2 separate regions of the Homo sapiens genome follow, and region 2 is linked to region 1. A link is a loop called in an ENCODE intact Hi-C map of the cell type or tissue named here. Cell type or tissue: PC-9. All regions are shown on one strand. Each heading gives the region's core, and the rest is flanking DNA. Links, peaks and the distances in the headings are about the cores only.

Region 1 (4,401 bases), core at 113-4,112:
GAGTCTCGCTCTGTCACCCAGGCTGGAGTGTGGTGGTGCGATCTCAGCTCACTGCAAGCTCCGCCTCCTGGGTTCACGCCATTCTTCTGCCTCAACCTCCCGAGTAGCTGGGACTACAGGTACCCGCCACCACGCCCAGCTAATTTTTTTTTTTGTATTTTTTAGTAGAGACGGGGTTTCACCACGTTAGCCAGGATGGTCTTGATCTCCTGACCTCGTGATCTGCCCACCTCGGCCTCCCAAAGTGCTGGGATTACAGGCGTAAGCCACCACTCCCAGCCTTGGAGTTTCTTAACTCTGGATATACCAATGGGAGAGTCACACATAAGTGGAGGTGCAAAAAAAGATTAAGAATCACTGTACTAAATAGTGGTTAAGGACTTGAAACTGAAAATTTCTATTTCTGATTTAGAGAAGTTTAAAGTTTAGTTATATCTAGGAGTTATTCTGATTATAAAGTTTTTATTTTGGCAATTTCAGGAACTCTATTTTAAGAACCTCTCAAAACGAAACAAGCAAATCATGGAGAAGAATGGAAATAACCGAAAGCTGCGGGTTTGTGTTGCTACTTGTAACCGTGCAGATTATTCTAAACTTGCCCCGATCATGTTTGGCATTAAAACCGAACCTGAGTTCTTTGAACTTGATGTTGTGGTACTTGGCTCTCACCTGATAGATGACTATGGGTAAGATGAAAGCATTTTCTTATTCTTCATTGCAACAGTGTGCTAGAAGGAGCTTGGGTTTTGTAGCCATATGGGCCCAGCTTCAAATTCCTGTTCTGCTGCTTAGTTTTTATGTGGCCTTAGAGTAGTCACTTAGCATCTCTGAGCCTCAGTTTCCTCATTATATAATGTAGTGAAAACTTATATTGTAAATTATTGTGAGGAATGGAGATCATGATATAGAGCATCCATCACAATGATGCCGCTTAGTAGATGATTGATAAATGGTAGCTATAAATAATATTACTGTTTGTTATTAGTTGTTACATTCAAACAAATGCCACTTATAAATACATATTGTATGAGTATAATAATGTGATTCCATGTAAACTGTTTTGTGAGCTGTAATGGCAATCTTTAAAACTGGTTTATAGGCCAACAGCATATAAAGTAGTAGATATGGAACAAGATTTTAAAAATCTAATCTGCAAGGTAAAGTAGAGAGTTACATTACTGTCACCATTGACATTTATTTTGCTGACATTAGGTTTGTTATTAATCACAGGCTACATTTAAAAAGTGAAAGTTGGGCCGGGCACGGTGGCACATGCCTATAATCCCAGCACTCTGGGGGGCTGAGGTGGGTGGATCACCTGAGGTCAGGAATTTGAGACCAGCCTGGCCAACATGGTGAAACCCTATCTCTACGAAAAATACAAAAAAAAAAAAAATTAGCCAGTTGTGGTGGCGCATGCCCGTAGTCCTAGCTACTCGGGAGGCTGAGGCAGGAGAATCACTTGAACCCGGGAGGCGGAGGTTGCAATGAGCTGAGATCACACCACTGCACTCCAGCCTGGGCAACAAGAGTGAGACTCCGTCTCAAAAAAAAAAAAAGCAAAGGTTGAATAATCTGAGAGAACAAGGCGTATTACATACATCTTGATGTATGTAATAAAAAGTCATTTAGTGCACCCTTGTGGCATGAATATATTAATGCAGTCTCCAAAGAGGATCACAAATACAATACTGTATCTGAAAGAACCTTGCGTTAAAATAAAATTGTCCTTTTCAGACTATTCTTTAAAAACAAGGTGGGAATTCGCTACTAGGAAATACTTAAAGAGTAGAGAAGAAACTTAATGGATAGCTCAGGGATCCACAGATTTTTTTTTTTTTTTTTTTTTTTGAGACGGAGTTTTGCTCTTGTTGCCCAGGCTGGAGTGCAGTGGCGTGATCTCGGCTCACTGCAACTTCCACCTCCCGGGTTCAAGTGATTCTCCTGCCTTAGCCTTCCGAGTAGCTGGGATTACAGGCATGCGCCACCATGCCCGGCTAATTTTGTATTTTTAGTAGAGACGGGGTTTCTCCATGTTGGTCAGGCTGGTCTCAAACTCCCAACCTCAGGTGATCCACCTGCCTCCGCCTCCCAAAGTGCTGGGATTACAGGTGTGAGCCACTGCGTCCGTCCAGATTTTTTTTTAATATAAAATGAATTCTGGCTATTTAGGAGCATCCTCTCAGTAGAACAGAAATTTTAGCTAGAGCCTGAGATGAAAGTTTGAGTGGGTTCTTTTACTGCTCTGAGAAAGCTTTGACAGGAAGACTAGTGGAAGAGAGGCTCTCAGGGAAATGGTAGTAGGTTTTTTATCTGCCTACCACAGTTACCAAGGGTGGAAGAATAGTGTTTATCTGATGAGACCGTTAAATAGGAAATTTGACTAGTACTTAATGAAAATGCATGTTTAAGGTACATTCTAACACAAGAAATTGGTTGCTTCTTGGGAGAAGAATTGGATGACTGGGAGACAAAAGTGAGAGACTTTTCACCATGAAATGTTTTCTTAAAGAAAAAAGGTTTGGCCAGGCACGGTGGCTCACACCTGTAATCCCAGCACTTTGGGAGGACGAGGCGGGCGGATCACGAGGTCAAGAGATTGAGACCATCCTGGCCAACATGGTGAAACCCTGTCTCTACTAAAAATACAAAAATTAGCTGGGCGTGATGGCACACGCCTGTAGTCCCAGCTACTCGGGAGGCTGAGGCAGGAGAATCGCTTGAACCTGGGAGGTGGAGGTTGCAGTGAGTCAAGATCGCACCACTGCACCCCAGCCTGGGCGACAGAGCGAGACTCTGTCTCAAAAAAATAAAAAAAAGGGTAAAAAACATTTTCCCCTAAGTGTATATAAAAAGTGCTGACCACTGTTAAAAGTTTAGTCTCTTTCTTCCTAATAAAAAAATTCTCTGGCCGGGTGCAGTCGCTCACGCGTGTAATCCCAGCACTTTGGTAGGTCAAGGTGGGTGGATCACCTGAGGTCAGGAGTTCAAGACCAGCCTGGCCAACATGGCAAAACCCCATCTGTACTAAAAATAGAAAAATTAGCTGGGTGTGGTGGTACATGCCTGTAATCCCAGCTACGCAGGAGGCTGAGGCAGGAGAATCGCTTGAACCCGGGAGGCAGAAGTTGCAGTGAGCCTAGATCGCGCTACTGCACTCCAGCCTGGGCAACAGAGCAAGACTTCATCTCAAAAAAAAAAAAAAAAAAAAAAAAAAGAATCTTAATCAGGCTGTTTACACTTATGGTCTATGCTTTTTATGTTTGTAAGTTATACTTCAATTTATTTATTTTAATGTTTCTCACTTCAGAGTTGGTGTTAGATTGCTTTTCTTGCATGTTACGGCTCTGTGTTTAAGAACATGTTCTTATATCTTTATTTCTCCCCGGCTTTAGAAATACATATCGAATGATTGAACAAGATGACTTTGACATTAACACCAGGCTACACACAATTGTGAGGGGAGAAGATGAGGCAGCCATGGTGGAGTCAGTAGGCCTGGCCCTAGTGAAGCTGCCAGATGTCCTTAATCGCCTGAAGCCTGATATCATGATTGTTCATGGAGACAGGTTTGATGCCCTGGCTCTGGCCACATCTGCTGCCTTGATGAACATCCGAATCCTTCACATTGAAGGTGGGGAAGTCAGTGGGACCATTGATGACTCTATCAGACATGCCATAACAAAACTGGCTCATTATCATGTGTGCTGCACCCGCAGTGCAGAGCAGCACCTGATATCCATGTGTGAGGACCATGATCGCATCCTTTTGGCAGGCTGCCCTTCCTATGACAAACTTCTCTCAGCCAAGAACAAAGACTACATGAGCATCATTCGCATGTGGCTAGGTACGTATCTCAGACTTTAGTCAGTCTAATGGCTGTTTTTGTCAGAAAATGTTCCGTCTATTTCAATCCTTTTGGAAACTATTATGGATAGAATACTCTGTTAGCAATGAGAAGGCCAAGGTTTTAGTTCATAGACCTTGCCCTGTGGTATGACTTTACCTCTCTGAGGTTTACCTTTTCTGTAAAATAGGCTTAGTGGATTGAGTTTTAAAAATCTCTGCTATATTTATAGAATGGAATGCTTTTAATCCATTAAATATATTAGTTATAAGAACGATCCTAATATGTCAAAAGGGGGAGCTATAAAATTATAAGTGTAATATGCCATTTCATTTTATTTTATTTATTTTATTTTTTGAGATGGAGTCTTGCTCTGTTGCCTAGGCTGGAGTGCAGTGGTGTGATCTTGGCTCACTGCATCCTCTGCCTCCCAGGTTCAAGTGATGCTCCTGCCTCAGCCTCCCAAGTATGTGGGATTGCAAGCGTGGACCACCATGACCGGCTAATTTTTCTATTTTTAATTTCACCACGTTGGCCAGGCTGGTCTCGAACTC
Region 2 (4,401 bases), core at 84-4,083, 410 kb before region 1:
TCACTTGAGTCCACCAGGTGGAGGTTACAACAAGCAGAAATTGTGCCACTGCACTCCAGCCTGGGTAATACAGCGAGACTCTGTCTAAAAAAAAAAGAAAGAAAAAAAAAGAAAAGGTAGAGTAAAAACATGGTATTATAATTTTATGGGACCACCATCATAAATGCAGTCCAACGTTGTCTTTATGCAGCACAAAACTGTATTCCAGGCATAGGGCAAGGCCCTGGAAACAAAAATGAATAGGAGACACTATATTGAAGGAGCTGACCATCCAGTACAGAAAAAGGAAGTCAGAAAATTTCAGTTCAAATTATCAGAAAGGAAAACCTCCGACTCTCAAATAATATGTCTTGCAACATTCTTATGTTATATAGCATACTACTTTTCATTATCACATAATCACTATAATACCAGACAACTCTACTGCAAATTTACAAATAAAAAGATCTGACAAAGTAGAAGATGGAGGGGAAACAACTTCGAAATATAGGTTTCTTCTTTGTAAGAATATACAGGGTAGTGAATAATTTCTACCAGGAAGAAAATTAGCCTTATGAAGGATCTCCTAGGGATAGGACATTTGGGGTCTTGCGCTAACAACGCCACCAAAATAACTTCTGTTCTTTCATTCTTCCTCCTCTATAAACTAAGGGTATACTAATTATACCCTGAATTCAAGACTGTGGGTGTACTTGGAGTTTTTATTTCTCCTTCCTTCCTTTTCCCTCGATATATTGTTAATCTAGCCAAGCAATTTTACTTGAATTTCTTATATCTCATCCTTTTTTTCCCAAAGTCTCACTGCCACTATCCTAGATCAAGGACAAATCTTCTCATACCTAGACTATTCAAACAGACAATATTGTCTCTACCACTAATCTTTCCACTGTCTCAACCAAGGATGACAGAGTTCTCCAGGATTACCAATTACTGTCATTTGGAACTGGATGCATGGAGAGCTAGGCTGAGAAAAATCCTAAAGCTAAGTCTAGGCTTGGTGGGGAGAAGTACAGTGCTGTACGAATGACGGCTGTCATGGGTACTCCAGTAGGGACTAATAGCACACATATCACCCCTGACTAAACAATCGTATACACCACTGGATTAATTTTTCAAAATCATGTTCATTTCTCTCTCTCTTGCTCACAAATCAATGGCTCCTCATTAACTATTGAACAAAGTCTAAAATTCTGATGTGCATTTTCAGGTTCTCTACTATCTGGCTCTTGTCCACCCTTCCAGCTCACTTGCGTTCTCTCTCTCTCTCTCTCTCTCTCTCCCCCTACTTGAACTCTTCTTTTTTAACACAAGTCCAGCCACTGTCAACAGAATACATCAAGCAAAATTAGGTGCCCCTGCTTTTGCTGATTCCATTTATCTTGCCCTGAATGTTGTGCCACTTCTTTTCCATCTTTCTAACCTTGACTGTTGGTCCAGTTTGGATCCCATGGTGATCATTCCTGTCCTCTAAAGCTCCCCAGGACACCTCTGGCCACTTCTCTGGCCCCCATCATCTACTATGATGCAGTATTATCTATGTATATATATGTCTTGACTCTTAGAGAACAAGTATTATACTTTACACAGATATGTTTCCCAGCAGCCCAGCATGGGGCCTGAAAATGCTAATGACACTGATGATGATGACGTGGTTATTTGTGATTCTTGGATCAGTCTGTACTGCTGTTTCACTGAAAGGGCCACCTATTGATTGATTGATCGATCATGATTACTTACTTTCTTATAAACAACACCCCAGAGAAAAGGGATAATTCTATCAAGGGGAAGAACAGTACAACCAGACTATGTGACTTGCTTCGTGTCTCAATAATTTGCATAAAGATTAGAAGCGAACCCAAAATTTGATTTCTATTTCACTTCTTGTTACTAAAATGTCTCTTGATCTGCCATAAAATTGATTCAATAATATGACTTTGCAAATAATTAAATTATTAGTTAAATGTTCATTAGGGAGTAGATGGAAGATAAGAGTAAATATATTTCCAGGTCTTTTCCACTTACAACTCATATAAGCAGATCAATTGAGACCAGGCCAATTCAGATATAAGAAAATCCAGGCCGGGTGTGGTGGTTCACGCTTGTGTTCCCAGCACTTTGGGAGGCTGAGGCAGGTGGATCATCTGAGGTCTGGAGTTCGAGACCAGCCTGACCAACATGGTGAAATCCCATCTCTACTAAAAATACAAAAATTAGATAGGTGTGGTGGCACACACCTGTAATCCCAGCTACTCGGGACAATGAGGCAGGAGAATCACTTGAACCCAGGAGGCGGAGGTTGCAGCGAGCCAAGACCACACTACTGCACTCCAGCCTGGGCAACAAAGCAAGACTCTGTCTCAAAAAAAAAAAAAAAAAAAAAAAAGACAATCCAATGTCTCAGGAAAATGTCTCAGGCCCCTTAACTGAGGTGTCGTAAATTTTAAAATTTAGTGAAAGTGATTTTTCTAAGCATAGAGGTATACGTATCTAATAGCTTTCTCCAATTACCTTGAGCAGATGCAAAATTCAGGGTTTTGCATTTTCCTGGACCCAGATGTGTTACTTGCACCTGAAAGTTTAAAGGGTTTGGCAGTGTGGGTGGGATGAGGGATTGGCTGATTCAAGGAGCCCATGTGCAAAAGAGCTGCCTAGGCACAGAATATTTACCAGCCATTAAAACTCTCCAACAACAGACTAGAAAACCATGCAGGATATCTCCCTTCAGAGATTTCTTTACACAACAGCCAGTGCACTGACCAACTAGGGAGGGAAAAAGAGGGGCAGGTTAGTTCTGGCAGTGACATAAGACCCACTATACCTGTAGCACATGACTGATGAGTACCAAAAGGAGATCTAAATGAGATAGATATTAAAGGAATTTGAGGGAGGGGGAATTCAACAAAAGATCATAAAAGAGGTGGCATTTTAACATTTTTTGTTTTTTTTTTACAGTTTTGAGGCCTATAAAGGGGAAAAAAACCAAACTTTCATCCACACAGTCAATTGTGTTATCTTGGATTTCATAAACAGGGCCAACCAACTACCTTTCTCTGAGGATGAGGTACAATTTCCTAGTGCTAAGATTATTTACATTGCAACCTGAATTAATCTGAGGGAAGATGACATTACAAAGTTCCATACCCATCTGGCAAAGTATTTGGATAGCTGAATTTTAAGCCATGGGAAATACAAAGAATCACACAAAACAAGGACTAACACAAGCATTTAGGAATGACATGGTGCCTCTATGTATGTAAGCTTCTTCACCATTTTAAATGTCCATGACAGGCCAGGTGCAGTCACTCATGCCAATAATCCCAGCACTTTGGGAGGCAAAGGAGGGAGGACTGCTTGAGCCCAGGTGTTCAAGACCAGCCTGGGCAACATAGCTGGACTCCATTTCTATAGAAAATTAAAAATTAGCCAGGTGTGGTGGCACACACCTGTAATCCCAGCTACTAGGGAGGCTGAGGCAGGAGGATTGCTTGAGCCTGGAAGGTTAAGGCTGCAGTGAGCCATGATCACACCACTGTACTCCAGCCAGGACAACAAAGCAAGACTTTGTTTCAAAAAATAAAACAAAAAAATTTTTTAAAGTCCATGACAAAACTGAGACAAAGACAGTGAAGTAGAGAAAAATAATTTGGTTATAACAAACACTAATCAACATGCTCCATTTCAGTATGAAAATTTTAAAAGAAACAAAAACCTAAACCCTTAACATAAATATGAAAATATTTATCAAAATGTTTCATGTCATATAAAGTATTATATATTCCATATCACAGATCTTACTCCCAACAATTTTTTTGTTCTCTGCAATTCAATAATGTGTCCTTTAAAAGTACTTGAATGCGTGTAAAAGTATGCTTTAAAAAAAAGACTGGAAAGACACAATAAATATTAACTACATCCTCCACAGGTAGTTGGTTTATAGGTAAATTCTATTTTCCTTTTAGCTCATCTGTGGCTTAAGCATTTTCTTTTTTTTTTTTTTTTTTTTGAGACAGAGTCTTGCTCTGTCGCCCAGGCTGGAGTGCAATGGCGCAATCTCAGCTCACTGTAACCTCCGCCTCTCGGGTTCAAGCGATTCTCCTGCCTCATCCTCCCAAGTAGCTGGGACTACAGGCACTCATCACCACGCCTGGCTAATTTTTGTATTTTTAGTACAGACGGGGTTTCACCATATTGGCCAGGCTGGTGTCAAACTCCTGACCTTGTGATCCACCTGCCTTGGCCTCCCAAAGTGCTGGGATTACAGGTGTGAGCCACCACACCCGGCCTGGCTTAAACATTTTCTATAGCCATCAGGAATTGCTATTATGAAAAAAAAGGAGTCAGGGGAGGAGGTTTGTAAAATGCCATGTTAACATTCAGAATTTTAGAGGCCGGGCACGGTGG

Evidence for each region. Hi-C counts contacts between places; a loop is a spot of excess contacts. Peaks named below come from ENCODE experiments on the same cell type or tissue, not always from the same donor. Only the 100,000 strongest peaks of a DNase experiment are listed, where the experiment ranks them.
Region 2: a loop joins it to region 1, with 7 times the contacts of the local background. A loop is called at or near these places in 1 of 110 quality-filtered maps.

What each region holds. Positions count from the first base shown.
Region 1 is chr9:36,245,477-36,249,877 of GRCh38, reverse strand. It overlaps GNE (glucosamine (UDP-N-acetyl)-2-epimerase/N-acetylmannosamine kinase), which reads left to right. Exons shown (of 12, transcript NM_005476.7): 2 at 481-686; 3 at 3,396-3,847. The coding sequence starts at 523. Among named protein-coding and RNA genes, the nearest start is that of GNE, 11 kb to the left of the region's middle. In PC-9, for the core only: a CTCF peak has its summit at 1,662; no DNase peak of the experiment used is centred there; H3K27ac peaks cover 770 bases.
Region 2 is chr9:36,652,332-36,656,732 of GRCh38, reverse strand. The region is part of intron 12 of MELK (maternal embryonic leucine zipper kinase); the gene reads right to left. Among named protein-coding and RNA genes, the nearest start is that of MELK, 82 kb to the right of the region's middle. In PC-9, for the core only: no CTCF peak of the experiment used is centred there; no DNase peak of the experiment used is centred there.